Linked DNA regions of Homo sapiens: region 1 is linked to region 2. Evidence: read pairs that join two places in POLR2A ChIA-PET (ENCODE). Cell type or tissue: MCF 10A. All regions are shown on one strand. Links, peaks and the distances in the headings refer to the core of each region. The heading gives the core; the rest is flanking DNA. Region 1 overlaps SLC7A8 (solute carrier family 7 member 8). Region 2 overlaps SLC7A8 (solute carrier family 7 member 8).

Region 1 (15,174 bases), core at 265-8,264, 53 kb before region 2:
AGTGGATGATCGTGATTCAAGTGTTTTCAAGACCAAATGCAAAAATAGAAATGGCATTTTCTGTGTAGATTTCAGGGATCTGGTGTCCAATGTCAACACTGCAGAAAAAAAGAGAACTAAAAGGCAAAAAAAGGGCCGGGTGCGGTGGCTCACACCTGTAATCCCAGCACTTTGGGAGGCCAAGGCGGGCGGATCACGAGGTCAGGAGATCAAGACCATCCTGGCTAACACGGTGAAACCTCGTCTCTACTAAAAAATACAAAAAATTAGCCGGGCGTCGTGGCGCATGCCTGTAGTCCCAGCTACTCGTGAGGCTGAGGCAGGAGAATTGCTTGAACCCAGAAGGCAGAGGTTGCAGTGAGCCAAGGTTGCGCCACTGCACTCCAGTCTGGGTGACAGAGTGAGACTCCATCTCAAAAAAAAAAAAAAAAAGTCAAAAAGAGAAAGGAAGTTTTCTAAGTGAATCAGGAGACATGTTATGGAAAAGTAGAATTTGTCCCATCTTTCTTTCTTTCTTTCTTTTTTTTCTGAGACAGTGTCTCGCTGTGTTGCCTAGGCTGGAGTGCTGTGGCGTGCTCACTGCATCGCTGCAGCCTCAAACTCCTGGGCTCAAGCGATCCTTCCACCTCAGCTTCCTCAGTAGCTGTGACCACAGGCATACACCACGACACCTAGCTATTTTAAATTTTTTCTTGTAGAAACAGGGTCTCACTGTATCGCCCAGGCTGGTCTCCAACTCCTGGGCTCAAGAAATCCTCCCACCTCGGCCTATCAGTGCTGGGATTACAGGCATGAGCCACCGTGCCCGGCCCCCAGATCTTTTTTTTTTTTTCAGGGACTGTGGCAAAGTTACATTTGCCCTAAATCTATCTCTCTCATACCTTACTGACTAAGAGGGATAATTTAAACTACATGTTTTGTAAAATTTCATTCACAATCAACATGGATGATTGAAAGCAAGGATAACAGAATGGTAGGTGTTATGGAAATATACAATGAATTAATAGAAGACTTATGCCAGAGAGTTCCTTATATCCTGATTGGGAGGATGAGATGCATATGTACTAAACAGAGAACATTCAAAATTAATGACATGGTTTAGTTGTGAAAGAGCTAAAGTAGGGCAAAGTTATGTGAATGGTGGGAAGCCAGGAGAGAGAGGTTCTTACTAAGAACTAGATTAAGAAGCATCTTGAAGGCTTTGAGGAGAAGATGAAGTAGGGGAGCTGATTCTGGGAGTTTTCTTAGGTAAAAGCATAATGACTAAACTGTTATTTCCTAGATCAAAGATTGTGTCCGTAAAAAAAAATTGAACTATGAGAAAAATTGAGCCAGGTGTGGTGGTGGATACCTGTAGTCCCATCTCCTTGATCATTTTAGCCCAGGAGTTTCAAGCCAGCCTAGGCAACAGAGCAAGACCTCATCTTCATTTTTTTTTTTTTTTTTTTTTTTTGGAGACAAGATCTCACTCTGTTAACCAGGCTGGAGTACAGTGGTGCAATCATAGCTCACTGCAGCCTCGAAAGCAATTCTCCCACCTCAGCCTCCCAAGTAGCTTAATAATTTTTAAAATTATTTTTAATTTTTTTTAGAGACAGGGTCTCCCTATGTTGCCCAGGCTATCTTGAACTCCTGGGCTCAAGCAATCCTCCTGCCTCAGCCTCCCGAAGTGTTGGGGTTACACGTGTGGGCCACCGTGCCCAACAAAACCTTGCCTCTTAAAAAAAAAAAGCAAGTGTCTTATATGTTTCTGAATCTTTAGTGTTTAACAGAATGCCTGCTAAGGAATACTTACTCAAATGATTGTTGAATTTAACCGACTCTAGGACAAAAATATGAATAGGAAACATTTATCTGCAGGGCTGCTGGGAACCTGGCTTGAAAATCTTTAAGCTAGGAGTAGTTTTATCAACCTGGACAATTAGGTTGGCCCATTTTAATCTTTTAACATCATCCTTGTCCTAACCTAATCAGGCTTTTGTTCTCCATGTACTTGGCTAAGGAAACCTGTTGGCAGCATATTAATTTAGATTTCACCATGAACGTGGAGTTCCCCCCAAAGTCGAAAGAGGGTGCGGAGGACAGCAAAGTTCATTTATTAATGATACCAGAGCTACTGTTAATAGCTGTGTTTATTAAACACTTAGTATATGCCAGGTACTCATCCAATTACCTAACATACCTGAACTTATTTGTCATTCACAGTAACTCATTTGGTAGACACTTTATTACCTCTTCCTCCAGATAGGAAATAAAGGCTCAAAGGGGTAAGCAACTTTGCTGAAGGTCACACAACTAAAAAATATTGGAGCTAGGATTCAAACCCAGAGCTTGTCTGCATCCTGAATCAAGCTTGTAAGCATTATTCTTCACTATTTCTATTTTTATCTCCTAAAGGAGTATTTTCTTTTAGAATCTGGACAGAGGTCCTTATTCATTTTTATAGATGAATGAATACTTATTGTATAGCAATTAATTTTGTGTTCCCAGTGAGGAAGACTCCCAGTATAGCAGGGGAGCTGGGCTGTCAGCTGGGAGTGGAAGAAAGTAATATTCCCGGTGCAATTGCAGGAAGACTTGGGTGAGCCTGAGGGGCATCTGGCCAGCACAGACCATGCTCGCATTCATTCCTGCACATGCACACCTTTCCTTTATGGACCAGTGTTCTTCCCAGCCGTGTTAGAGGTACCCACAGAGTTCCTGGCCATTTAGGTACTTTATACCAGTCACGTATCTAGGTATGTAACCAGAATCTGTGTCTTGAAGGCATTAAAAGGAAAACCTTAAACAAATTAAATTTAACAGTGTTTAATTGAGCAAAGAACAATTTGTGAATCAGGCAGCCTCTTGAACCAGAACTGATTCAGAGTTTCTGGGGCAGCCTCATGGTCGAAGAAGATTTATGGGCAGAAAAAGGCAAGTGACATACAGGAAATAGAAGCAAGGTACAGAAACAGCTTGATTAGTTACAGCTCTACATTTTCCTTATTTGAACAAGGGTTGGACAGTTGGCTGCCTTTGATTGGCTGAAACTCAGTGAATGGTACAAAAGTAGGTTACAGTCTATTTACACATCCAGTTAGGTTACGTTTCACTACATATGGAGAAATCTTTAAGTGGAATTTAAAATATGTAAGGAGGCAGCTTTCAGCTAAACTTAACAAAGGTGAAAAAGCTGGCCAGAGAGCTGTAATAATAAAATTAAAAAGTATATAATGTCAGACCATTTTGTTTTCAGCACAATTTATGTTTTTGGGGGATCTTGGTATATTTGCTACAGAACAATACTGGATGCTGATCTAGCTACTAGACCACTATCTCCCAACTAACATGATTTTTTAAAATAGTATTTATTGAGCTCTTACTAAATCCCAATTTTTTTTTTTTTTTTTTTTTTGAGACAGAGTCTTGCTCTGTCGCCCAGGCTGGAGTGGAGTGGGGCAATCTCGGCTCACTGCAACCTCTCCCTCCCAGATTCAAGTGATTCTTCTGCCTCAGCCTCCTGAGTAGCAGGGATTACAGGCGCGAGCTACCACGCTCAGCTAATTTTTGTATTTTTAGTGAAGACAGGGTTTCACCATGTTGGCCAGGCTAGTCTCGAACTCCTGACCTCAAGTGATCTGCCCGCCTTGGCCTCCCAAAGTGCTGGGATTATAGGTGTGAGCCACCGCGCCCAGCCTAAATGCCAATTCCTGAGCTATAAGCTCTTTACATATATTATTTTATTCAATCTTCCCAACAATCTTAAGACAGTACTTATTATAATTACCTGTACGTTAAAAATGGGGAAATTGAGTCACAGAGCTGGTAGCTAATTTTCCTAGGGTCACACCACTGATAACTGAGATGACTCCATAGCCAGAACACTTAGCCATTTCTCATTTCTAATTGGTAACCAAGACAGGAGGAGGCTGATATATATTGCATGGTGGGGCAGTTGGCCATGGAGGAAGACAACCCTGAGACTGGAGTCCAGAAAGACCACGGATGTCTGATACTGAAAAAATTGGGGGAAAAAATTTTAAGGGTTTCTGTCAACAGAGAGGTGTGGCTATGGGTATAACTGTACTGAAATGGCTCTGGACTGACTTGGAAAAATTTCAAGTATAAAAGATCTCACACCCATGTGGTCTATACCACTTTAGAAGATTTTGCATTTTAGTCTCTAATATGATGTATTAGCTTCTAATCCCAAAAATGTCTACTGGATGTTGACCAGAGGGAGGGAGTGTGAAAACTGCTTCTTGAGTTTGTACTTCAATTAAAAAATACAAATACACTCACACAAAACATAGAGGGATTACGATTTGGTTCATTCAGGATGAAAATGTGATTAAAACCCTCATTGTTCTCAAATAAAATTCTGGGACAGAAGCCAGCTAGGAGGTATTTCAAAACAAACACATCTTGGTGAGTAGGGAAAGGCTATATGCCCAGCAATGTAATAATAATAAGTAGCTGCCATTTACTGAGCATACATTGCTAGGTGATGGTAGAGCCTAGATTCCCACCAAGGTCACTAAAATCTGAAGCAACTGGGCTTAACTAAAATGCTCCTCAGTCTGGAGTGCAAGGTGGCCGGGACCAGGGATCCTGTTGGACACTTCCTGACTCCAGGAACCAGAGAGCTAAAGGAGTAATTTGGTTGAATCTGCTACTGTCAGGGCGATAATACATTCCCTCAAAGAGCAGAGTTACGCAGAATGACTGACTAGCAGGAGATGCTTAGAGTGGAGGAAAGAAAGTAGGAACCCGGCAGGTAAGAAACTATGTCCAAGAGACACACCAGACAGCCATTTTAAACAGTCACAGTTAAAAACACCCTGTACCGGCCGGGTGCGGTGGCTCACGCCTGTAATCCCAGCACTTTGGGAGGCCAAGGTGGGTGGATCACTTGAGGTCAGGAGCTCGGGACCAGCCTGGCCAACATGGTGAAACCCCATCTCTACTAAAAATACAAAAATTAGCCAGATGTGGTGGCAGATTCCTGTAGTCCCAGCTCCTTCGAAGGCTGAGGCACGAGAATTGCTTGAACCCAGGAGATGGAGGTTGCAGTGAGCCAAGTTGCACTACTGCTTACTCCAGGACTCTGTCTCAAAACAACAACAAACAAACAAACAAACACAAAACACCACTGTACCCAAACCAAATAACCTTCTCAAGAGCGGCCAGCACCATATATACACTTTTCTGAGTTAAATCAGCTTATTGAAGTGGGGTAGAGGTGTGGGGCATCTTGGCTGGGGCTTCTCAAGTTGCCAGGCTACTGAGGTTTTCTGTCTTTTTGATGGGTAATCCAGCAGCACAGCTGCCTTCAAAGAAATGCCTCAGGAATGTCTGTTGTTGTTTTGTTGTTATTGTAGGAGAGGGAGATGGATCTAGAAAAGCAGGCACATGCAAATGATCCCAGGAGTATATCCCAAACTACAGAAAATAAGAGCCATTCAGGAACCCAGGGGGCTAGAAACTGTTTCTTTCCAATGTTTAACTCCCCGCTGAGCATACAGAGCATGGAGGACCATGCCTTCTTTCCCCTTCCAGAACGCGTCTACAGAGCAGGCCCCCAGATCCCTTCTCCCTGGAGATCTGGAAATGGCAAACTGCAGGCTCCTCTCTGCTGCAGGAGTGGGAGCAGCTGGACATAGGATTCAGAATTATTCCACATTTTAACAAACACTCACCGAGCACATTATATTCTAGGCCTTGTCCTGAGCACTGGTGAATTTTATTTCTAGGAGGCAAAATAATCCCTCAAGTCTATTTTAAGCTGTTTTATTTATAGAATGAGTGAAGTTTGAGCTGAAAAGCTCTATTGATCACATCTCATCCCTCATCTTTGTCACAGTCACATGTCTTCCCATTGGTTTGCTCCCTGCTTTAAATATCCTCAGCATTAGCAGTGACATCACTTCTGGGGAGAAGGTTTCACAATGTCTGAAGGTGGACCAGGCAACCTCACACTGAACTGCACATTGCAAAAGCAGATTACTCAGAAAGAGTACCACTGCTGCAGAATTATTACTTTTCTCATCTGTCTCCACGTTTTAAAGGTGCTTGTTTGTACATTTAGGAAATGCACAAATACTTCAGTGCTTTTTAAGAGTACAGTTCTGCAGAGAGTGTTTAGTAAGCAGCTGATAAAGACAGGTCAGGTTGACTTAAGGTGGTATTTGGACCCTGATATTGAAAGCAGAAAGTTTAGAGTGAATTTTTCCATGATTTGCATCGGCATGCCATAGACTGGGAGGAACCACTGATTAGAAAAAGATGGGCTTTAGAGATAGTCTTAAGTTTGCAAACCGCTTCCCTATTTACAATCTTTGTAATCTTGAGCAAGCTAATTATCAGTTTACTTAGCTGTGCAATGGAAGTTTCTTGTGGAGTATTTAAACAAAGCTGGCCAGGTGGGGTGGCACATACTTGTAATTCCAGCACTTTGGGAGGCTGAGGTGGGAGGATCACTTGGATCCAGGAGTTCAAGACCAGCCTGGGCAACACAGTGGGACCCTGCCTCTACAAAATATTTAAAAATTAGTCGGGTGGGGTGGCACACGCCTGTGGTCCCAGCACTAGGGAGGCTGAGGTGGGAGGATTGCTTGAGCTTGGGAGGCAGAGGTTGCAGTGAGCTGTGATTGTGCACTCCAGCCTGGGTGACAGAGTGAGACCTTGTCTCAAAAAAAAAAGTAAAAATTTAAAAAATAAAACAAAGCCCTTGCACTCCTTTAACTCGAGGAGAGAAAGAAATGAATATTTATTGGAAGATACCAGAGTGCATCAGTATGTTGTAGAATGGGGGGAACCATTGATGATTAGTGGTTCCCACCCCCAACTCACAAACTCAATAATTTTGGTTCTGAAATTTCAGTTGGACTGATCCAGTAAGAAGACTGACCATTTCAGGCCAAGTCTGATCTGCTTAGCAACCAGCTGGTTGCTTTTCCTTTTCTCTTTGCTGAGCTGAGTCTACTCACTCATCAGCATCAGTCTGACACTCCCCTCTCCCAGGAAGACTTTTCTGAACAGCCCATGCCAGTGATTTTTTTTCCACCCATTAAAATCTTGCCATATATTGCAATAGCCCTCATGCAGCTTCTGCTCTGCGTGGTGGTATCAGTTCTGTGTCTGTGCACATGTGTCTTCCCTTTCCACACAGTTCCTTGAAACCAGGCACTGTGTCTCACTTTCACATCCTATAACCTAGTACATGGTGAGTATTGAATAATAGCAGTCAGTCAAAAACAAATCATTATTCAAGATTGCCTCACAACGATGTGAATATACTTAACACTGCTAAACTATAGACTTAAAAATGGTTAAGATGGTAAATTTTGTTACGTGTCTTTACCACAATGAAAATTTTGTTCTGTTTAAAAATGAGTTATTCCCATGAATACTACATTTTTGGGCTTAGCTTTAAAAAAAAAAATCATCCAGGCTCAAATTTGAAAGGGATTAGAGCTTAACCAAAAGTAACAGTGCTGAGGTTGAGAAGCCCTGTTCTACCTTCAAACTTCAATGAAGCCCAGATACTTTGTTGTGGGAAGCTATCCTGTCTATTGTAGGATGTTTAGCAGTGTTACTGGCCTCTGCACACGAGGTGCTGGTAGCTCTCCCACCCTCATTGTGACAACCAAAAGTGTCTCCAGATACGGCCAGCTGTCTTCTTGAGGTGGTAGACAAGTTGTTCTCAGTTGAAAACCACCAAGGAAGACAAAGCCTCTCACTGTGGATGCCTGGCTCCCCAGTTGGGCCGGGAATGCTGGAGGCAAGATGTGGGTCCTTCATGGGCTTATTTGAGGGCGCAACACTCAGCCCCCCACCACCCCCAGGCTACGATGCCTGTCTTTCAGTAGCTGGTAGTTGGCTCCATCCGTTTCATTAAAAGTCCATGTGTGAACAAGTGTTTCCCAATTACCTCCCAAAACAAGCATGTACAGAGTGGGCGCTCAATAAATACCTTTTGAGATGCAATTACCTGCTGCCCGCCCACCTGCGGCATCTACAAATTACACCTAGACCAGCAGACAAATGACTCAGAGAATGTTTCACAGTCCTGGCTGTACAGTGCTGTTTTGGAGCCAAGCCTCCAAAGCAAGTCCATTGAATTCTTCTAGGGCTGGTCTCTGTCCCTACTGCTACAAATCCTAGCCATTCCTTACATTTGTTAGCGTTTCACAAATCATAAAGTGCCTCACATGTAACCTCTCCCTTGATTCCCCACAACAACCCTGTTGAGGTAGGCAGGGCAGGAACAATTACTCCCATTCTGCAGATGAAGAGACTGATTTTCAGAAAAATTCAGGTCACATAGCAAAGCAGGGACAAAGTTTCTCCTCCAGCTCTAAGTCTAGTGCCCTTTTCATGCTTTCAATAAGAAATCCAGAAGAGCAGTGTTCTGCAGTGACTTCCACATCTCAATCTGCAGAAGATGTTGACTCCTCAGGGCATGTGTCAGAGTCTTGACCTGCTACCACCCCTGAGGAGCTGTTTGTACAGTCCCGATGGGAAAGTGTAAACAGGGTGAGAGGCATGGTGAGCTTCCAGGCCTGGCGTGAAGATCAAAGCCTGGGCCCCACATGCCAGACCTGCTTTCACGCTGTTCCCTTAGTCCTGAAAAGCTCTGAGATCCTCTCAGCCACTTTGTGGAAGAAACACAAAGCAGGTTCACCTAGCTTTCTCTGGACATCATGGAAATGGCCAAAACCTCGAAGCCCCAGGAGGAGGCTGTGGCTAGATTTCAAGGCTAGCATGAGTAAGGAAGGCCAAAGCCTTTTGGATCTGAGGGTCTGTTGGGCATCAGAACTCTGTAATTCTATGCCTTAGGAAATTCTTTGATGGCTGTAACATTCTCGTGTGGACAAGCCTAGATGTGAGTAATGCTTTAATGGGAGTCACATGGGTATTGGTCTACAGATGGGGGAGTTAGTGATTATTCACGGCAAATGTGGGTTTTCTCAATTCCGGCAATTTTTCTAGTGAAGACTTGCCCATTGAGACAACATGGCTCCTTTTTAATGAAATGATTTGCTTGGTTTTTCTTTGACAGAACAAGCCAAACTGGGTTTCATTGTCCAGGCATCCTAGAATTCATTCTTCACTAAAGAAGATCTGCGTGATAAGATGATTACTTTATTAGTTGGGGAGGATAGAAGCAGGACTAAAACTCTAACCTTGAGTACCTCAGCAATACCAGACGGATGTGCGTCTCATTCTAAGTGGCTTTACAGACAATGAGTCTAAGCTAAAACATTGGAGGAAAAAACCCACAGTAATCAACTTTCTTCCTATATCTCATCAAGAAACGTGTGTTGGCCGGGCAGGATGGCTCGTGCCTGTAATCTCAGCACTTTAGGAAGCCAAGGCAGGAGGATCACTTGAGGCCAGGCATTCGAGACCAGCCTGGGCAACATAGTGAGACCCCCTCCCCCCATCGAAAAACATAAAAATTAGCTTTGTATAGTGGCACACACCCATAGTCCTAGCTACTTGGGAGGCTGAAACAGGAGGATCACTTGAGCCCAGGGGTTTGAGGCTGCAGTGAGCTATGATCACACCACTGCACTCCAGCTTGGGTGAAAGAGTGGTGAGACCCACAGCCAAGCGTGTAATCCCAGCACTTTGGGAGGCCGAGGCAGGCGGATTGCCTGAGGTCAGGAGTTCGAGACCAGCCTGGCCAACATGGTGAAACCCCATCTTTACTAATAATACAAAAATTAGCCTGGCATGGTGGCACACGCCTGTAATCCCAGCTACTCGGGAGGGTGAGGCAGGAGAATCGCTTGAACCCATGAGGCGGAGGTTGCAGTGAGCTGAGATCGCACCACTGCACTTCAGCCTGGGTGACAGAGTGAGACTGTCTCAAAACAAAAAAAAAGAAAGAACGAAAGAAACAGAGACAGGAAGGAAGGAAGGAAGATAGGTAGGTTCATAGTCAAAGTAGAAAAGCCTTTTCCCAGTTCGTCTTTTTCAAAGCCACTCCAGGAAAGTCTCACTTAGACAGTGTCCAAGTTGAAAAGCCCAACTGGAAAAGTGTCTGTTGTGCAGTTTCCAGAGGGGAGGCAGCATGGAATCATGGAGGAAAGTCTGGACCAGGAGTCCAAGGACTTAGCTTCTCATCCAGGCCTTGCTACTTATGCAGTGCATGACTTTGATAAAGTCCCTTCACCTCTCTGAGCCTCAGTTTTTGCAATGGTAAAATAGGAATGATATGACCTGCCCTCTGCACCTAAGAAAGTACTTAGGAGATCAAGTAAGGTAATGGATATCAATGTTTTATAAATCCCCACTGAAGGTGGTACTGCAATAGAAGGAAGGAATCAGATCTGTGTTCCAACTCTTCAATAAGTGCCTCCTGTGAACCATTCCCATTGCCTATGAAGTACAGCATAGAAGACTGACCCCAGTGTATTAGGAAGACCTTTTATTATCAGGGAAAAGCTGGAGGCTGTGACAGAAGATTTAGCTTCCGGTCCAGCTACAACAAACTCACCCTATGATTTAGGCAAATAACTGCCTTTCTAGGTCTCAGTTTCTTCATCCATAAAATAGGGATAATAATACCGTCATTTTTCCCACTTGAAAAATAGGAATAATAATTGTCCTACTTTCTTCCCCTATAAATTGGAGATGGTAGGCCAGGCGCAGTGGCTCACACCTGTAATCCTAGCACTTTGGGAGGTCGAGGCGGGTGGATCACTTGAGGTCAGGAGATCGAGACCAGCCTGGCCAACATGGTGAAACCCCATCTCTACTAAAAATACAAAAATCAGCCAGGTGTGGTGGCATACACCTGTAATCCCAGCTACTGGGGAGGTTGAGGCACGAGAATCACTTGAACCTGGGAGGCAGAGGTTGCAGTGAGCCAAGATCGTGCCACTGCACTCCAGCCTGGGCGACAGGCTGTTCCCTAGCACTTAGTTTATACTAGTGTAGCTCAATATTTTTTTAGCTTTTATCTTTGTAATTTTATTTATTTATTTATTTATTTGAGACAGGGTCTTGCTCTGTCACTAGAGTGCAGTGGTGCACTCACAGCTCACTGCAGTCTCGCCCTCCCAGGCTCAAGCAGTCCTCCCACCTCAGCCTCTCTAGTATCTGGGACTATAGGCGCATGCCACCATGTCTGGCTAATTAAAAAACAAAAAATTTTTTTGTTAGAGATAGGATCTCCCTATATCGCCCAGGCTGGTGTCGAACTCCTGGACTGAAGTGATCCTTCTGCCTCAGCCTCCCAAAGTGCTGGGATTACAGGCATGAGCCACCAATGCCTGGCCTATCTTTGTAATTTTAATTTGGTCAAAAATAAGGTTTTGGGGGCAGAAACCCAATTTTTATGAAGTGAGGACTCTTATTCCAATGCCGATCTACTGTGACCCTCGCAATCACTCTGGCAGCTCTCTGCCAGAGTTCTTAAAGGTTGGGGCCTCCAAGAAGCAAAGGCAAGAAGTGGGCAGTTAGTGTTGCATGTCCCATCTTCCAGTGGCTCCTGTGGCCTAGAACAAGGGAACATACTCGAAATGTCAGAGTGAAAACAGAAGAGAAGCACTTACTGATCCCTGCTGCAGTGTTTGTTTTCTACGAACCCTTAGTGGAACACTGACACTCTTCATTCCTGAGAAGATGGGATCTATTAAATAACACCCATCCTCATTTTCCCTCTTGCAACAGCCATTCTTGGCTCTAAGAAGCACCTAGCTATACACTCCTCCCTTTTCAGTACCTTAAAGACCAAAGTCAAACCTTGTTTTTCTGCTGCTATTGATTGTTTTTCTAACTCCTTGAGCTGGTTTTATAACCCTAGCTTTATTGCTGTAGTCTTGGCTGGCTTTGAAATTCCCTATGGATCGCTCTTTTGATAACTTCCTGCTAGGCAAGGAATTTACTATCATCTTTCAGCACTATTAGCAAACCTGTCTCTAGATCTCTCATTTCCCAGCACTTGATATTGTCCAGAGAACAGCAGTTTGGCAGGGGAAGAATCACTGGAAGGGGGAACGTGTCCAAAGTCCTGGAATACTACAAGCAGGTTTTGTAGTCCCTGCTAACCCAGTACTTCTGAATAGAGCATATGGGGACTGTCTGAGAGAGGAGGGCTGAAAGATGTCCTGTTGTCCTATCATAGAACTTTACATAAACTTACAAGAAGAGGAAAAGTCTGTAAAGGATTGGTGGCACTCAGAATCTCCTTTTTCTATCTTCTCTTTGCCTGATAATTATTATCACTAATTTGATGATGAGGAATTATTTCTCTTAGTTTCATTTCTGTAAGCAGCCCTGTTCTGTTGGGAAAGACTCCCAGCACCAAAATTAGGAAGACATATTTGAGACAAATATGTGCTTCCTTTTCCTCTGCATCTAACTTCAGCCTGTGCCCTCTGATCCTATATTTCAGTCTCAGGGCTAGATTGAGGTTGAGTTATGGTTGAGATCTGACCATCAGTTTTTAAAAGCTGAGCGTAGCACCTTACAATCTCCATCTCACTGGTTCCAGACCACTACAGAGAGATCACGGAGGCTTGAGATGTCCTTAGAACACAGTCAAATCCAGCTGACCTCAGGATACTCTAGCTCTGCCTTTCCACCTGGATCCATTTGGTCTCTGCTCCTTTCCTCAGGCATTTAGCAGTGCAGCTGGGCAGAGCATGAAGCAGCACTTTCAAAGCACCCACTCAATGGACCCCGATGACCTCTTTTACCACAAGAAGTGGACAGAGGAACATTTGGGAGGAAGCATGTCAGGAACGGCCTCCACACTCTTACTCCTCGTCTGCGTAACACACAACCCAGCAGCTAGCCATTCAGTACCGGCTGCGGGCCTCACCTCTCAGGAGAAAACCAGCCCCTGCACACAAGCAGAAGTGGATTAGTGGAAAGATTGCCGGATTAAGTATCAGGAGACTGACTTCTAGATCCAATTTTACCCATCAGTAGCTGTGGAATTTGGAGAAAGCCACTTAACCCCTCTATGTCTTAATCTCTTAGTTTGTAAAATAGAGAGGGAAGTACCTGCCCCTCTCCTCTCCCTGAATTCCATAAGGTTGTTTTGAGGGTCACATGAAACATTGGTGGGTAATGACCTTTGAAAGAATGCAGTACTGAGGCTTTGTATGTATTGCATTCCTACACACCACTTCTAAACCACTAGGACTGTTTTTATAGAGTTATTTTATGTTCTTCACCAAGGGTGGGGCCGTCATGTCTAGGGTAGAAGCCAGCCTCCAGGAGTGTTTTCCACACTTGTAAGTCTTGAAAACCCCCAGTCTTGGGGTATGACCGCAATCTGTCCAAAAAATATTGCCCTTTGGCTCATTTTTGAAGCCTTCCAGTGGCAGGTGGTCTCTGAAAACAGCCCACTTTTCCAGCCCTGCCATTTTCAGAGAGTCTTGAAGGCCTTGTCACTTTGGGTGGACCACGTGTCGCTCAGCTGGAGGGTCCTGAGATTCAATACTTCACCATCACTTACTGCGATGTGGACCTAGGCAACTCACTTGGTATCTCTGAGACTCAGTTTCCTCCTCTGTAAAATGTGAGAAATATCTGATTCCATAGTGTCATCCTGAGGATTAAATGAGATGTGGAAAGTACCTGACCAAGTTCCTGGTCAATAAGTGTCAGTTCTCTGCTCCTCTTTCCCCTACTTCAGGGAGAATTATTGCTAGGCACACCTGCCTGCAGATCATTTACATATATCCAAGGCATTTCAGAATCAGATCAGAAATGAGACCACCCTCCAAATGCCAATCCTGCCAACCGTCCTGTCTCTACTGTCTCCCCTCCTTACCCTTGGTGCCTCATGCAGGGAACATCATCGGCTCTGGAATCTTTGTCTCGCCAAAGGGAGTGCTGGAGAATGCTGGTTCTGTGGGCCTTGCTCTCATCGTCTGGATTGTGACGGGCTTCATCACAGTTGTGGGAGCCCTCTGCTATGCTGAACTCGGGGTCACCATCCCCAAATCTGGAGGTGACTACTCCTATGTCAAGGACATCTTCGGAGGACTGGCTGGGTAAGAGGATCTGTGGAGACCTGAATGGTCTAGGGGAAAAGGAGGAAGACATTCAGAAGGAGGTCAGATTGGAAAAAGCCAAGGCCAGGGGTTTCCAGTCTCCAGTGTGCCACGGGGTGCTAGTGAATGGAATGTCTCTTCTGCTTTCCTGCCATGGTTGCTAGTGTAGCCTTGTATCCCCTTGAGGCTCCCGATAATGATGGAGGACCAGGTTTGTAGTTTTGACCTCTATGTTGATCTTAGTGGGAAGGAGTCTATGAGTGAGAGCAAACAGAACTGTGTAACAACACTGACCATAGATTCCCAGAGAAAGCACATCACAAAAACAACGCCCTTCTATCTTGACAAATGAGAGTGGCCAGCTAAGGTAGAGTGCACCCTCTTCTCACACTACCAAGGATAATGGCCTCCCTCTAGAGCTGGGCCCTAATCTTAAATTTCCTCAATTTCTGCATCCCTGCCATTGGTAAACCCTCACCAATGGGCCAAAAGGTGTGGAAGGCGCTTCCCCTGCAAACCCCCACTTGATACCTCTCCTGATTATTGCTTACGTAACCACACCCTTAGTATGTCCTGTCTATCAACATTCTGGGGTTGCAAATTTTGTTTTTCCACCATTGGATGCTGGTGGCCACAGTGATGGAGAAGAGATCATGAAAGGAGAGGAGAGAAAGGAAGAACGCCAAGACTTGTGTTAGTGCTTGTGGAAATTTAACTCTTCATTAAACCATTTTATTGTCACTGCAGAGGGCTGGGTGTCTCATTTGTGGGTGGGGGCAGAGGCTGGGCTCTTCAGCATCCTTGAAAATAAAAAAGAGATGCATGACTTGCCCGGGCTCTCCCCTGATGGCTCTGCGTCCCTGCCATGCCTTTCGGCGGATGTCCCTTTCCTCCTTCAGGTTCCTGAGGCTGTGGATTGCTGTGCTGGTGATCTACCCCACCAACCAGGCTGTCATCGCCCTCACCTTCTCCAACTACGTGCTGCAGCCGCTCTTCCCCACCTGCTTCCCCCCAGAGTCTGGCCTTCGGCTCCTGGCTGCCATCTGCTTATGTAAGTGTCATCTGGGTCTTGGTAGCAAGACAGCCTCTTTTATTATATTTATTATTATTATTTTTAGAAACAGAGTCTTCACTCTGTCACTCAGGCTGGAGCGCAGCCGCATGATCATAG
Region 2 (16,710 bases), core at 5,363-13,362:
GCTACTCGGGAGGCTGAGGCAGAAGAATCGCTTGAACCTGGGAGGCGGAGGTTGCGGTGAACCAAGATCGTGCTATTGCACTCCAGCCTGGGCAACAAGAGTGAAACTCCGTCTCAAAAAAAAAAAAAAAGCAGATCATAAATGTTCATTTTGATGAGTTTTGTGGGGGTTTTTTTGTTTGTGTTTGTTCATTTTTGTTTTTTATTGTTGTTTTTTAGAGGCAGAGTCTCACTATGTTGCCTAGGCTGGCTTTGAACTTCTGGGCTCAAGCAATCTTCCTGCTTCAGCCTCCCAAGTAGCTAGAAATATAGGTGTGTGCCACTGTGCCTGGCTTCCATTTGATGAATTTTGACAGTTGTCAAAATTCAACCACTACCCAAAACAAGATAGAGAACATTTCCACCACCAATTCCCTACTCCCACAAAGACAACTAACTACTCTCTGACTAGGACAAGAGTGTTTTTAGGCCAGGCGCGGTGGCTCACGCCTGTAGTCCCAGCACTTTGGGAGGCCGAGGCAAGTGGATCACGAGGTCAGCAGTTCAAGACCAGCCTGGCCAAGATGGTGAAACCCCGTCTCTACTGAAAATACAAAAATTAGCTGGGCATGGTGGCACACACCTGTAATCCCACCTTCTCGGGAGGCTGAGGCAGAGAATTGCTTAAACCTGGGAGGCGGAGGTTGCAGTGAGCCGAGATTGCAGCACTGCACTCCAGCCTGGGCGACAGAGTCAGACTCCATCTCAAAAAAAAAAAAAAAAAAAAAAATAGAGTGTTTTTAAAGCTTTCCATATGCAGTTCAGTCCCAGTGTATTAGGGAATCTGCATCCTTTGAGGATGTGAGGAATGCTTTTAAAGAGATGAAGATTTTAGGCAACAGACAGAGGCTGCTCCTGCAGCCTTCCAGGCATTGGGAACACCCCACTGAGTGACAGTACAATTATCAGTAACCCTGAGCCACCCATACCACATTCAGGGTCTAACATACCCAGGGTTCATCCACTTTTCCACTGGCTGCCTCTGGTTTGCTTGCACCTGCATTTGTGAACACAGGTTCTGTGACTGGTGGGGTGGAAAGTATGCATGTGAAGGCGGGTGCCTGGTTGGAGTGGGGATGCCCCTGTGTGGGCAGAAGGTAGGCAAGGATGAAGGAGCTGGGGCTTGGTGGTCCCTGGGTTATCCCAGGCTGACCTGCTTTTCTCCCTGACAGGCTGTTCTTCGCTGGAGCCCGAGAGGGCCACCTTCCCAGTGTGTTGGCCATGATCCACGTGAAGCGCTGCACCCCAATCCCAGCCCTGCTCTTCACAGTAAGGGCCCTTCCTGCTGTAACTCTCCACACACCTCCCTCTCTTTGTGCCTAGTCTAAGCTGGGAGTTCATGCTTTTCACACACACCCCTGTTACCCTTGCAGTCTGCTGCTAGGTCTCACTGGATCTTAGAGGATCTGGCAAATGATACCCATCATCTTTGTTAATATCAAGAGATATAGCAAGGAAAGATCCTGAGTCTTGAAATACCTAAGGCTCTCAGGCTGACTTATTTCCGTTCTCCCATCCTTTTGGGTCAGACTGAACTGACTGTCTCAGGATTCTACAGCCTCAAAAAAAATATATCTCCCTTGGCTCTCCTCGCACCTGTTACCACAGGGTTGCAGCACTGGCCTCTGCTCCTGGCTGGTTGGTCCCTGCAAACACCCACTTCCCCCATCAAGCTTCAGGGCAGCCTGCCAGTCTCTTGGGAAACATCATTGAAATGAAGTTAGTGTTAACAGTACACCAAATACGAAAAATAATAGAGGAAGACTGATAAACTGGAAACTGTGCAAAGGAAACTTGGGACAGGAAAGAGATGGGAGTAAAATATCCCCAGAGTAGAATCATTTTGAGAGAGCTATAGGAAGGAACAAAGACTTGTCCCCATTGAGTCTTTTGAGTTATTTTTATTTTCCTTCTGGATCCTGAATAAAACACTAAAAATGACTTTGGTCCACTGGTGAAGCAGTTAGCAATCAGAATAACAGAGCTCTTGGGAGCCAAGAGCATTTTACAGCATTGCTGTACAATTTCAGAATGTTCAGATGCAGGATGAAGGTCACCTTGACTGGTTGGTTGTCGAAGGTGGCTGGAGAAGACAGTACTCCCAGTGGGCCACACACATTTTTTTGTTTTGTTTTGTTTTGTTTTTTCCAGTTAGAGCTATTGGTGCAGTAGTGTGACTAAAAGGCAGATGTAGCAAGAACCATTAAAATCTTCTCGATTATTTTAACCATCGGATCTCACAAGAGAACAGAACCTTTTGTTGACCTTCACAAGTTATCAGAGGGGAGGAGCATGGTTCCAAGAGAGCCACAGAGATGATTTTGAAGTTGGAAAGTAGACTCTGTCAAGAAAACCTCATAGGGATGTTATGAGGGTTAAGTGAGTTAATCTTTGTCAAATGCTAAACATAGAGACCTGGCACACAGTAAGTGCTATGTAACCAGTTTTGAAATTAATAAAGAAAAGGAAGGAAGAAAAATAGATGACTCAGCCAGGAGAAAAGGATGAGGGCAGGAATACAGCCTTAATCTGTTGTTAACAATCTTCCCTAAGGGATTTTAAAAAAATGAATTTAGCTTGAGCTATAACCAACAGAGGCATACAAATGAGACCGGGGCTGACACAGAGCCAGGTAATACCAGTGTGGCCAGTCTAGCTGCTTATGTCCAGTATCCATTCTAATTGGCTAGTGCCCGTGCCATACGAGTGGTTAAATATTTTGATCATCACCCCTGTAATAAGAAAGGATTTCCTAGCAATAAAGATGTTGTAACATATTGGGTTACTAGGGGAGGTTCTAAAGTCTCCATTTCGAGACATCCATTATACGATGGCATCATCTGCCTGGAGGCTGGGGGACAGCCCCTAATCTGTAATACCAGTCTCTGAATATCTTTCGGATCACTGATGAGCTCCTCCCACTTTCCCAGTGCATCTCCACCCTGCTGATGCTGGTCACCAGCGACATGTACACACTCATCAACTATGTGGGCTTCATCAACTACCTCTTCTATGGGGTCACGGTTGCTGGACAGATAGTCCTTCGCTGGAAGAAGCCTGATATCCCCCGCCCCATCAAGGTGAGAGAAACTCCCTTTGGGGTCCCCTCCCCTTCCTCTATGGTTCTAGCTGCAGTTCAGATTTTTAAATCACCTCTGTTCTTAGCTGCTGACCACACGTCATCATCTCTGATGGTAGCAGACCCTTTGGAAAGCAAGGGCCATTTGTGAATGGGACCACTATTTCCATTCTCCACTGGGGATGAGATCGGAGCAGACTGCAGCTGGGGAATAAGTCAGATCAAATGTGACTTTCATCATGACATTCCTTTGTTTCCTACCAGTCTAAGCCTTAAACTCCAGCTGACTTTTCAAGGTTCTCTTATCTCCCCAACACTTCCTCCTTGTCCCTCCAGATAGCTGGGTTCACTATGTGCTATGTCTCCATCCCAGAATGACTTCCTCCTCCCATCTGCCCATCTACATTTTAACCATTTTCCAAATGCGCCTCAAGTACCTCCTCTTTCTTGAAGTCTTCCAGTCTACTGCAACCTCCCATGATCCTCCCTTTATAAACTCCCACAGTCCTACACATATAGGGTGCTCAGTGAACCTAATATTGCTACAAGATATAACTCTGTGATAGGAATTAAAGGGATTGCTCAGAACAGGACATGCTAGAGCATTATGAGTTCTCCTACGAATTAGAAGAATAGAGTGTACTCCAGAGCTATTTGAACAATCCTATTCTAGAAACAGTGACTAGATGCTTCTAGAAGATCCTTCCAGCTGAAAAATCAAAGGCTCTCCAAATCTCTCAGTTCCTCACTGGCATTTCCACCGCCATTTTCTACTCTCACACTTAGAAAATCTGCTAGAGGGAAGAGGAGGTAGAATAACCCCATGTCCCCACCACACACATCCCTTCTGAGCGAGGAAGACAAGGAAGAGAAAGGCAGCCGAATCAGGACTGCCCCTGGAGCCCTGAAGAGGATACTCTCAGGAACTCCCCACATGTGGCCCATAAGGAGCTGACATTTGCCATATTGTGCCCACATAAGGGCCCTGCACAGAAGTGGGCAAGGACCAGGGAGCCTGAGTGACTCGAATCGTCTCCTGCCTGCACCTTGTGCATTGCCACACCTCCCCTCCACCCTAGGACCTCAGCAGACACACCCATGTGCCAGCAAGCTTCTCCATCCCTGTGGGCTTCTCTGGCTGCCACGGGCACATGGCATGCATGATGAGGCCTTGTCTAACCACACCCAAGAGCGAGGACATGGGCAAGGAGGATCGTTTCCTCCCTAACTCCTCCCCATCCTCTTCCTGTCTGACCGACCATGTTCATCAACATTTGTTTATATAGCCCCTGCCCTACCAGGGGTGAGTGTGGGACCACAGAGCCGAGGGAAGCCCAGCCTTTGCCCTTGAGGATGTGTCTCTGTGGGTGAAGAAGAGAGAGAATGCCCCAGTCCCTAGTCCTGGGGGCCACGTGGCCTACACAGTTCATACGCCTCATGCCTCTGCTCCACAGATCAACCTGCTGTTCCCCATCATCTACTTGCTGTTCTGGGCCTTCCTGCTGGTCTTCAGCCTGTGGTCAGAGCCGGTGGTGTGTGGCATTGGCCTGGCCATCATGCTGACAGGAGTGCCTGTCTATTTCCTGGGTGTTTACTGGCAACACAAGCCCAAGTGTTTCAGTGACTTCATTGGTGAGTTGTTGGAGGCTCTGGCTGGCTTCAGGGCCTCCTGGGCTGGAATGCAGTGGTCAGTGATGGGGTTGGGGAGCCACCAGGGCCAGGAGATCTAGGCTCACCTTCTCCTCAGTCCACAGAGCCCTGGAAGAGTCCAGAGCAGGGGAAGCAGATGCCTTTTCCCAGAGACCTCTGAGGGTAGAGAACAGCTGGCATTTCCACACAGACCTTAGACCCGCAAGAATAGGCAACCTGGGCTGGGCACAGTGGCTCACGCCTGTAATCCCAGCACTTTGGGAGGCTGAGACAGAGGATCACTTGAGCCCAGGAGGTTGAGACCAGCCTGGTCGACATAGCAAGACTCCATCTCTGTTATTAAAAATTTTAAAATAAAATAGGCAACCTGTCAGCCATTCTGTGAGAGCTGCCCGAGGCTGGGTGGAGACCAGAGGAGACCCTGGACTTAGGGGTCAGTGGGCACAGGGAAGGTGGGAAGGCTGGGGCCTTCATAAGCAAAGAGTAGCCGGCGGGAGATGCAGGAGGCAGACCAGGTGGCGAGGATTCTCTTCAACGCACTGACTGCTCTGAAGAGGCAGAACCTGGAGCAGGAGAGCCAGGAAGGGCCGGGGCCACTTGGCCAGGTTGGTGGGATACTCAGCATTGGCCTGGTTTCTGTGTGATCTCTTCCTACAGAGCTGCTAACCCTGGTGAGCCAGAAGATGTGTGTGGTCGTGTACCCCGAGGTGGAGCGGGGCTCAGGGACAGAGGAGGCTAATGAGGACATGGAGGAGCAGCAGCAGCCCATGTACCAACCCACTCCCACGAAGGACAAGGACGTGGCGGGGCAGCCCCAGCCCTGAGGACCACCATTCCCTGGCTACTCTCTCCTTCCTCCCCCTTTTATCCTACCTCCCTGCCTTGGTCCTGCCAACACATGCGAGTACACACACACCCCTCTCTCTGCTTTTGTCAGGCAGTGGTAGGACTTTGGTGTGGGTGGTGAGAAATTGTAAACAAAAACTGACATTCATACCCAAAGAACCAGCCTCTCACCCCAGGGTCCATGTCCCAGGCCCCACTCCAGTGCTGCCCACACTCCCAGCTGCTGGAGGAGAGGGGAGATGCCAAGGTGCCCTGCAGGACCTCCCTCCGGGCCACACCCTCAGCTGCCTCTTCAGGAACCGGAGCTCATTACTGCCTTCCCTCCCAGGGAGGCCCCTTCAGAGAGGAGAGGCCACAGGAGCTGCATTGTGGGGGGACAGGCTCAAGCAATTCTGTCCCCATCAAGGGGTCAGCTGGAGAGACCCAAGACCCTATCTGTTCACCAGGGACCCAAAATCCAAGGGGATGCTTCCCTCTGCCCTCTTTCCTGCCCCTCCCCATCATACCTGCACCCACCCCAGCCAGGGCTCCCTGTCCAGAATTCGGTTCTCCTCAGGACGCCAACTCCCAGAGCTAAGGACCAAGGAGAAGAACAGCCTCTCCACCCCCAAGCCAGGCGGTTGAGGAACATATTGAGAAAGGTTCAGATTGCAGAAACCCAGCCCTGCCCCTGCCTCCTGCATCCAGCCCCCAACATGGTGCCAAAGCTTCCAGAAGCCAAAAAGCTTCTGATTTTTAAGGTAGTGGGCATCTCTCTCCTAATGACGAAGCTGCTCAGCAACTCCACCTGCCCGCCGCAGGAAGGAGCAGTCCCCTGCTATCCCTGCAGCCACTCCCAGCACACCCGCACACAGCCAGCACCACCGCCCCCACCGTGCACTTCTCCTCTCTGGGCCTTGGCTTGGGACCAGGTACGAAGGATCCCCAAGCCCTTCAGGCCTGAGATCAGAGCCAGATCAGCCTTAAGTCACCTCCCATCCAAGAACTTGGCCTAAAAATACTCCCCTATTTCTAACCCTCAGGACGGATCTGATATTAAATGCCTTCCCTGGGAGGAAGGGTGCTTTCCCCCTCCCTAGAGGTGCCCATTCCATACCCTGGGAGACTGAGGAGAGCATTGGCTGAAGCCCAGTTCCTTTCCCATCCATCCCCAACTCCAATAATCCCCCACTCCTCGCAGGTCTCAGTGTCATGCTGTCTTGGGGCAGGGTGAAAGGGTAGTGGCAGCAGGGCGCCCACTCTGGAGATCCTCAAAAAAGGCCCTCCTCTGTGGCTGGCAGCCTCTGACCTTTCCCTGGGCTTCAAAGGAAGGCTATGGAGTTTGCTGTGGGCCCTGCAACCTTCCCAGCCACTCCTGCTGCACTAAGGACTTAGGATCCTTTTATCACAAATCGGGATTCTCTCCCCCACCCCGAATTCTGTCTGCTTAAACTGGAATACACAGGAGCCCTTCCTGGCCTGGATGGTGTCTCCCAGCTTCCCCGCCCAGCTTGCCCACCCCATAGTTGGTGAGATGCCAAGTTTGGTCTGAGTTGTGACCCCTTCAGAGTAGATGCCCGGCAGGCTGGGGTTGGCCCCTGGAGGGTCAGGGGACCATCTTCTTATTCCCTCTTTTCTCATTCCTCCAACTTCCTCCCCTCCTTCAATTATTTTTTTGTAAAGTTGATGCCTTACTTTTTGGATAAATATTTTTGAAGCTGGTATTTCTATTTCTTTTGGATTTTTTTTAATGTAAGGTTGTTTTGGGGGATGGAGTTAGAACCTTAATGATAATTTCTTTCGTTTGGTGTAGGTTTTAGAGATTTGTTTTGTGGAGAGGTTTTTTTCTTTTGATGTAATAAAATTTAAAATGGAAATGAAGTTGGTGGTGTTGGTAATTAAGTAACCTTTTGAGACAGAGTCACCAGGCATTTCCTCTTAGGAGATCTTGCCAGGTTCCTTCCAGAATGACATTCCTAAAAGCTCTCGCTCTCTGTAACTTCTAGCTATCCTAGGGACTCAATGCCAGTGCATTCAAACCACTGACTCTCATTCTGAACCAAAAACATCAAAAGACAAAAGTACAACGAATTTACAGATCTCAATTGTTTACTGTAATTCTGGAATCAGGCAACACTTCATTCCATAAAATAGAATACATATTCCAATGAGTTGAGCAGAAGAGGTTGGCTTTACAGACAGGGAGGGCTGAAGAAAGCTGGTTAGTCACTTTTCGAAGTTGCTTTTCTTGGCCGGGCACAGCGGCTCACTCCCGTAATCCCAGCACTTCGGGAGGCCGAGGAGGGAGGATCTCTTGAGCCCAGGAGTTTGAGACCAGCCTGGGCAACATAGCAAGACCTCGTCTCTACAAAAGATAAAATTAGCTGGGCATGGTGGTATGTGCCTGTGGTCCCAGCTCCTTGGGAGGCCGAGGCCGAAAGGAGGATGGGTTGAGCCTGGGAGGTCGAGGCTGCAGTGAGCTATGCTTGCGCTACTGCCCTCCAGCCTGGGCGGAAGAGCAAGCCCCTGTCTCAAAAACAAAAACAAATTTACTTTTCTTGTAAGGTGGGGACAGGGAGACGGAACAATAGAAAAATAACTGATTAGTTCATATCAGGATCCTTCAGGCTGCCTTGTTTTGTGTAAAGATTAAAGCAGAGGGAACTTCATTATCATGTCCATTGAATATTGAAACTGGCCTGTTTTAATTGGCTGTTATGTCTCTCTCCTGATTTCTAGGAAGGTCAGATAACAACTTAGTTTAGATTTGGTGATGTGGAACTTTAGCATGGGTGATTCTATTTTGATTTTTAGCCTGGTCTGTGGGGCCTAGGGCAGGAGCTTAGTCCAAAACCATGGCCTTCTGTAATTTTTTATTTAACAACACTGTCTCACTCCTTCTTGGAGTCATGAAGTGTTATTAAGTTCCTGCTCTGTGCACCGTACTGAAAGCCTGCAGACTAACTGGGAAGAAGTCAACATTGCCCAGGGTGGGACATGGGCAAGGGAGAGATGGCATCCAGCCAAGTTGAGGGAGGCAAAGGCAGATGTCCTCCCAAAGCCTGATCAGCAAAGGCTTCTCTCATCAGCACAGCCTGAGCCGAGTCTGTGGAGAGAGTCAGGGTCTGAGGAGCTTGATGGGAGGGCCTGGGAGGTAAGGCTAGGTTCACTCAGCTGGACAGAGCCATCTGAGAAGAAGAGTTAGCTCTAGGAGGAAGAGTAGGAGGACCACTGGACTAGGACAGGGGAAAAAGGAAAAAGTCGTTAAGGTATGTATAAGTACTTCCTGGCATTTTGGGCTAACTGCTAGAGGAAGTTGATGGGATTAGCCCCAGTCCTTGCTTTGTGTCCCTGTCTTTATGGGCCGCCCTCCTGGCTGCGTGTCCTGGGACAGTACCATTCCAGAGCCAGCACTGCTGGCAGATGTAGGGCAAGGGCGGGAGTAAGGGGGTGGTGGAGGGGCAGTGGTGTTAAGACATCACCCTTCACCATCTGGAACACTGTGAGGACACAGGCAGGCAAGATGCCGCCACTCCCAGTCCTGGCCTGACGCCAACACTCCTGCTTTGTGGCTGTCATTCTTCCAGACAGGCTGGAAGCTCGCCATTCAACAGGGACGCTGAGCTGGGAGGCGGGCCACTCAACAGCTGTGTGTCCTTGGGCAAGTCACCTCACCTGCTTAGCATTTTGAGAAAGAAAGAGAGCTGGACCTAATCTCAAACAGTTCCTCAATCTTCCAACTTTAGGTTGTCCCAAAAGGCAGAGGCTGCCAGTCTTGTCCAAGCCTCACATGTGCCCTTTGGGCCCCTCTTTCCCAGCACACACACCTTTCCTTTCCCTTCCCTGGACTGCCCCAGGCTCCTCCCTGTTGCCCCATTTGAGCATGTCCTGTCCCTCATCCCTTCTACTCCATGAAGGCACTTGTCCTTCAGGAGCACCTTCTCTTTCTGTGACACCTGCTGATCTTTTCAACCTGGTCAAATGGGCAAATGTGGGTCTCCTCCTGGGCAACAAACATTTACTTTTAACCTGGCCATTTCCCGTCTTAACCCTGCCAGTCACTTTAATCCTAGGAGTTTCACATGCTCTGACTTCAGGGAATTTGGGAACATTTTGAAAGTCACTGAAATTGTAGCTGCTTATGCATTCATTTATTAATGTGGTCACACGACAAATCTTTCTGTGACCATTCTGTCAAAGACTTTGCTATATGCTGTGGAAATAGCAAATTTTTTCCTGATTTTTCTAAGTCAGCACAGACTTCAAATATTTTCTTCCATTGTCTCCATAAAGATATTCACCTGTGTCAACCTGCCTGTCCTTCTTTTTTTTTTTGAGACGGAGTCTAGCTTTGTTGCCAGGCTGGAGTGCAGTGACGCGATCTTGGCTCACTGCAACCTCTGCCTCCCAGGTTCAAGAGATTCTCCTGCCTCAGCCTCCCGAGTAGCTGGGATTGCGGGCACGTGCCGCCATACCCAGCTAATTTTTGTATTTTTTTTTTTTTTAGCAGAGATGGGGTTTCACCCTGTTAGCCAGGATGGTCTTGATCTCCCGACCTCGTGATCTGCCCGCCTCAGCCTCCCAAAGTGCTGGGATTACAGGTGTGAGCCACTGCACCCGGCCCTGTCCTTCATTTTAATTCAGGAAATATGGTCACCATAGTTGAAGAGGTCCAAAAGATGTAACTGACCCTACCCTCAAAGAGCAAATAGTTTGCCAGGGGAACGAAGCCAAGGATACGCACGGCACACATATGTGTGCGCTTCCTGGCTCTACAGACCACCCATGCCTTGTTGGAACCACTGCCTGTGGGCCTTCCTGCTGGGCAGTGAGCCCTACTGGCGAGGGCTAAACCCAACACATCCCCAGACCCCATGCAGTGCCCCATGAGTACCTATATGCTCAAAAATGTTTGTCAAACTGACGCACCACACCAGGCAGCAGGTAGTGTCTGTTTAGGAGACACAGATAAAACTGCAATGAGAGGTCAGAGGAAGAGAAGAAGGAGACTTCACATTTACTAAGACCAGATGCATGACATACATTATGTTATTCACAGTTTAAATTAAACAACCCTATGAAGGAGGTATTACTACTGCCACCTTGCAAGGAAGATTAAGTAACTTGCCAGGGTCATGGAGCTGGTCAGTGACGGAGGCCAGATTTGAGCCCAGTTCTCCCTTAACACTTCACAGCCATGCTCAGTTACCTTCCTACTGGGAAAGTCTTGATTCACCAAGGAGGTGGCACTGGAAGGAGGCCTGTTACAAAGTCACTAAGATAACAAACATGCATCATTTCAGTTAATCCAAAGAGGTAGTAACTGCAGTGGCCAAGGAAAAATGATCCTGCTGACCCGGCAGAGCTTCTTTCCTCTCCTGAGCAAGAATCCCCCAGCCGCTGACTGGCACTGCCCTCCCCACCTCCCATTCCTGTCCAGAGCTCCCCTTCCTGTCCAGAGCTCCCCCTACCCTACCCTGACATCCAGAGCCCTGCCTGCCCCAGCCAAACCCCTGTTACTGGGAAACACTGAGGTCAGCATGCCAGCAACGTCAGCACTAGCCGGGGAGGCCAGGGCAGAGATTTATCTCACCATGGCTAAAGCTGCTGACTTTCTCATTTCCTGCGGCTCTGTTTGCATACCTCCCACATCCTCCTGTGCCCAGTTCACTGAAGCTACTGATGCAGACTTCCCCCTCCCCACGGTGGCCAAATGAGGGCCAGGAAGGTTCTCCGAGTCACATAGCAACCCCTTCCCATCCTTTCAGCCAGAGACGAACCAGGCATCCTCCTTGGATGACCTTGGGTAGCTCAGCCTCTCAGCCTTGTTTTCCCTGTTTATAAAGTAGGAATAAAAATACTGTCTGCCTTGCCTACCTTCCCGCATAACCCACAGGGAAAGAGCATGAAAAAGTGTAGGTTTCAAGGATTGAAAAAGCATTAATTTATCAGAAAGCACAAGGCCTATTCATTATCATTATTTCAAAGTAGGGGAGGGAACAGAATTTCTCCTCATGGAGACAAGGCCCTGGACCCAGTACTGGCAGGCTGCTCATTCTCCCTGGAACTGCACTGCAAGACCCCATCCCAGCCAGGTTTCCTCTTCCTCCTTCCAGATGCCCCGCAGGAGCCTGCCGAGAGCCAGCGCTGTGAGAGGCTGCCCTCTGCTGTCCACCTGAGTCCGGACCACAGCAGCCCTCCGAGTCCGAAATATTGGGGCCAATATTGCCACCTGGTGGTCAACACAAGCACTGCCACCAAACTGAGAGCTCAGCTTTGAAATGGAGAAATCTCCCTAATTCCTGACATCTGTCTCTGGGTTACACGCAGATCTCCCCACACCAGGTCACTGTGCTTTCAGATAAAGCATATCTGGCCATGTCTCAAGTCATGCACAGAGAGCATCTGGGGTAGGTGTTGGGGTAGGGAGGATGTAAGGAATATGCTAACCGGAATATGCTAATCAGAATATGCATTTTTAAAATTTTAATGTTCAATGCGACACACATCCTCTCTGCACTTGTCCTACTGTGGCCCACTCACAGTGAACCACCCCTTGTTTGGCCCAACTTACAAAAACTTCTGGTCCCTCTGGGGCACCCATAGCACTTGCTGGTCATAAAAGAGTCAGTAACATTTCTATGTGTCCTTCCCCCCCCCCCCCCAACTGGACCTACAATCCCTTTTGGAGATGAAATTCAACAGGTAAAAGCAGTACCAGAGCAGGTGTCTCTGAAAGGAGGTAGTGGGGAGTTCCCAAAGGAAAGAGAAAAGGGAAGAGGAGAGCCAGCACAGAACAAAGAATTGCAGAGAGGGAGCCATGGGCTTCTCCTGGAGACCCTAAAACAGAGCCCCAGGAAGAGGTGATGACATAAGAGGCTTCTCAAACCTCACAAGAGGAAGTAGACCCAAGAGACACGCATTGGAGATCAGAGAGCGGCCATGCAAAAGGAAAGACAGCAAACGAGCTGCAGCAAGCTCCTAAGCCCTGCAGCCCAGGCACAGGAAACCAGAGGCAGAGCCTCAGGCCCAGGGTGAGGGGCGAAGCACCAGCCTGAGCCTCTTGCAGCACAGAGCAGCTGGAAGAGAGAAGTGCTGGAGCCACCGGAGGATTATGGCTGTCTACTCCGAGGGCAGCAACCTGCCTAGGCCTGCGGTGCAAGGCCCAAGTCCTGACCAGGTGCTTTGGCCAAGCCCAGGGAGTTAGGAAGTGTACCAGGCTGCTAGAGGTAGCTAGGGCTGGAAACGCACTAACATGTGGGCTATTGCACAGCTCCTGTGCAAAAACCTAGCAAATGAGCATGCTCTGGAGCACCACGCAGGCTCGCGTGTAGAGCTTGTTCCTAGGACCTATCACTACTCCCTAGACCCCTCAAAAAACAAACCCTGGCCTACACTCAGAGAATGCTCTGGGAGGTGGGGCTACAAAAGAAACTTTCTCTTGGGGGTAGGTGGAGCCCAGCAGCAGGGGAGAGCCAGAGGAAGGCGTGTCAAGGGAGGAGGTGAGACCCAACTGAGGGTAGGCACTGGAAGAGGGCTTTCTCTCTTCACTCTAACTTGGAACCTCATTCTGCATAGAACTTTTTCAAAGTCGGAGGGAGGAGGTTGCTCAGAGTGGGGTGTTGCCCTCTGCGAGGATTTGGAGTCCCCTGGCCTCCCAGCAGGGAGTGGAGAGGCATTCCCAGAAGCATCAGCTTCGGGCATCTCCAGAACCCTGGCTTGGTCCCTGACCAAGGAGTGTCCCCAACTGCTGAATAGGCCAGGAGTCGCCTTTCTCTAAGGCTTACATCTCTCCCTCTGGGGTGTGTCCTGCCCCTCCCTGAGTCACCCCAAGGGGAGAGAGGGGAAAAAAGGGAAGAGAAGAGAGGCATTGACTACAGAGGAAGGAAAAGGAAGCAGAGCAGAGGGGGGAGAGAGGCCACACAGGAGTGGGTGACAGAGGAGACTGCAGAGGGCAGGTCTAGGGCAGAAGATCGAGAGAGGGCAGGCCCAGGTCAGGAGGAGGTAGAGAGAGGGCAGCCGGAGCACCCCAAGGGGTGCCTCAAGAGCAGGTGGGGGCGGGGAGCCGAGGGGGCGGGCCGGCCATGTCCCACGGGACCTACTACGAGTGTGAGCCCCGGGGTGGCCAGCAGCCACTCGAGTTCTCAGGGGGCCGAGCTGGGCCCGGGGAGCTAGGGGACATGTGTGAGCATGAGGCCTCCATTGACCTCTCCGCCTACATCGAGTCTGGGGAAGAGCAGCTTCTCTCCGATCTCTTTGCCGTGAAGCCAGCGCCTGAGGCCAGAGGCCTCAAGGGCCCCGGAACCCCTGCCTTCCCCCACTACTTGCCGCCTGACCCTCGGCCCTTTGCCTACCCTCCACATACCTTCGGCCCAGACAGGAAGGCGCTGGGGCCTGGCATCTACAGCAGCCCAGGGAGCTACGACCCCAGGGCTGTGGCGGTGAAGGAGGAGCCCCGGGGGCCAGAGGGCAGCCGAGCTGCCAGCCGAGGCAGCTACAATCCCCTGCAGTACCAAGTGGCACACTGTGGGCAGACAGCCATGCACCTGCCCCCAACTCTGGCAGCACCCGGCCAGCCTCTGCGCGTTCTCAAGGTAAGAGCAGGCCAGCCCTCCTCCCTCCTGCCCGGGGCTGGAGAGGCTGGTGTGGACAGGACCCTGTGCCCCGGCTCATGCTGCTGAGCCTGTGCTTGGTGTCGCTCTGTGAAATGGACCCAACCCACAGTCCTCTGTGTTCACACCCCACCATGACCTCCCTTTCCTTCTCTGTGAATTCATTCCCACCCTGAATCCCCACCCAAAGCCCCTGTGGCAAGCTGACCTACTTGATCTCAGGCCCCCACCGCCAGCCTCTCTGCTGCTCACCATGCCCCCTCCTCTTGTTTCTCTGCCGCCTGCTTCTGTGAGAAATGTCTACTGGTCATAGAACGGGAGACTCAAGGCAGATTGAGGGAAAGTGTACTCAGAAAGTGTGAGAGCATTGGCTGGGTGTCGTGGCTCATGCCTGTAATCCCAGCGCTTTGGGAGGCCAAAGCAGGAGGTTCGCTTAAGGCCAGGGGTTGGAGACCAGCCTGGACAACATAGCAAGGCTCCATCTTTACAAAAAAAGAAAGAAAGAAAGTGTGAGAACATGAAAGGGAGTTTTGGTCTCAAGCAGAGGACCCTGTGCATCTGGGTCACCATCTCCCAGAAGCAGAGCGATGATAGTTTTGACCTGAGAGACAGGAGCTGGCTCTGAGTCCTGTATTCCTTTGACGCATCAAGTGTGCCCTGGCTGCCGAGATTCCCGCCCCGCCTCCGCTCTGCCTCCTGGCCAGCCCTCACCTCTCCGTCTCTCCGTGCCTTCCCCTCCAGGCCCCTTTGGCCACTGCCGCACCCCCCTGCAGTCCCCTCCTGAAGGCGCCCTCCCCGGCTGGCCCCTTACACAAGGGCAAGAAGGCAGTGAACAAAGATAGCCTTGAGTACCGGCTGAGGCGGGAGCGCAACAACATCGCCGTGCGCAAGAGCCGAGACAAGGCCAAGAGGCGCATTCTGGAGACGCAGCAGAAGGTGCTGGAGTACATGGCAGAGAACGAGCGCCTCCGCAGCCGCGTGGAGCAGCTCACCCAGGAGCTAGACACCCTCCGCAACCTCTTCCGCCAGATTCCTGAGGCGGCCAACCTCATCAAGGGCGTGGGGGGTTGCAGCTGAGGCTGGCTGGTGGATTGTGGGCACCAGGCTCCCTGGCACGGCCTAACTCTGCGGACCCCCATCCTGCTGGGGGCCTAGAACCCTGAGACATAGACCATGGATAAATGGCAACCGGGGTGGCAAAGAGGGCAGGACCCAGCATAATGATTATATGGCTGAATAAAGTTGCACTGTGACTGGGTGTTGGGACTGTTGGCTGTGTGTGTGTGTGTGTGTGTGTGTGTGTGTGTGTGTGTGTCATGGAGGACCCTGGGGACAGAGGATGCATGTGGCTAGGTCTGCACCTCTTGTTTCCATGACCAAGTGGACATGTGGAAACACAGACATGCTGTCCACAGCCCACCCCCAATATACCACACAGCCAGGCCGTGTATCTGTCACTCTGCTCTTCTCTCCCTGACATCCCCCATCACCCCCTTCTGTGAGCTGAAGGCACATCCCCGCCCCCCACAGGACCTGGAGCACCTTTGTATGCTCTGCTAACAAAGATCTTCAGCTTGTAGGGAGATCCCGGCACCACACAGTCCTTCATGCCCAGGCCTGCTGATCCCAGGCCCACTCTCTCTCACCTTGAGGTATAGGTCTGGGAGCTCCTGCCCCAGGTGACCATGGGAAAATTCCTGATGGCTCTGCCATATTTATGGTCCCTTGATCCAGCCCGCCATCTCTTCTCTCCATTTCCAAAGCCTCAGTCTACCAGATGGACACCCTCCCCACGCTGCTCCCACCCATTCATTTCCATCCTTTGTCCCTCATCCCTGAGGCTCCAGTTCCCTAAAGCTTGAGAATTGAGTGCATGGGACAGGAATCGGTTGGGAAAGACCTGGAGACCGGATTTGTGTATGAGAACACTGGTAGTGAGAAGGAGGATGACAATCTGCCCGTGCCAGGGAAACCCATCATTCGAAACAGCATTTTCTTTTGCATTGGACTACAGCCTAAGAGACAGAATGGTACAATAATTAAGAGCCTCAGTTTGAATCTTACACTGCTACTTACTAGCTGTGAGCCTTGAGCCATTATGTCTTTCTGTGCCTCAGTTTCCTCATCTGCAAAATGGTTGCAATATTTGTCCCCACTCCGTAGTGTTGTTATATTCATAGAAAAAGAAAACTTTGCATGTAATAAGCATATTTATTATGATTCCTCCATTTTGCTGGAACTGAAAGGACCTCAGAGATCTCATCTAAACTCATTTTGCAGGTAAGAAAACAGGCTGCAAAGAGGGGAAGGGACTTACCTGGAGTCACACGATTGTTTAGAGGTAGAACCAAAATTGGCTCTGTAAAATCGCAGATCTCAAGATGTGCTGGGAGAGACCTCAAGAGATCATCTGGTGGGCTCTGCCCTCAGACCAGCAAGGTAGGGTGAGCCACATTTTACAGATAAAGCAGTTGAGGGCCAGAGGGGTAAGAGGCTTCTCCTGACA

What was found. Peaks named below come from ENCODE experiments on the same cell type or tissue, not always from the same donor. Only the 100,000 strongest peaks of a DNase experiment are listed, where the experiment ranks them.
Region 1: POLR2A ChIA-PET joins it to region 2 with 6 read pairs; 18 of 35 experiments call an interaction of 5 or more read pairs at or near these places.

Annotation. Positions count from the first base shown.
Region 1 is chr14:23,165,165-23,180,338 of GRCh38, reverse strand. SLC7A8 (solute carrier family 7 member 8) reads left to right here. Exons shown (of 11, transcript NM_012244.4): 2 at 13,799-14,003; 3 at 14,903-15,054. Among named protein-coding and RNA genes, the nearest start is that of SLC7A8, 11 kb to the left of the region's middle. RefSeq lists an enhancer at 7,804-8,305. In MCF 10A, for the core only: no CTCF peak of the experiment used is centred there; DNase peaks (open chromatin) are centred at 4,368, 5,928 and 8,038.
Region 2 is chr14:23,116,058-23,132,767 of GRCh38, reverse strand. It overlaps SLC7A8 (solute carrier family 7 member 8), which reads left to right. Exons shown (of 11, transcript NM_012244.4): 8 at 1,211-1,307; 9 at 2,969-3,118; 10 at 4,572-4,749; 11 at 5,425-7,473. The coding sequence ends at 5,591. CEBPE (CCAAT enhancer binding protein epsilon) reads left to right here and starts at 13,513. Exons shown (of 2, transcript NM_001805.4): 1 at 13,513-14,186; 2 at 14,946-15,462. The coding sequence starts at 13,677. The coding sequence ends at 15,281. RefSeq lists enhancers at 8,679-9,178, 11,505-11,564, 11,645-11,694, 12,184-12,714, 12,795-12,874. In MCF 10A, for the core only: a CTCF peak has its summit at 11,786 (motif pointing left); DNase peaks (open chromatin) are centred at 9,137 and 11,777.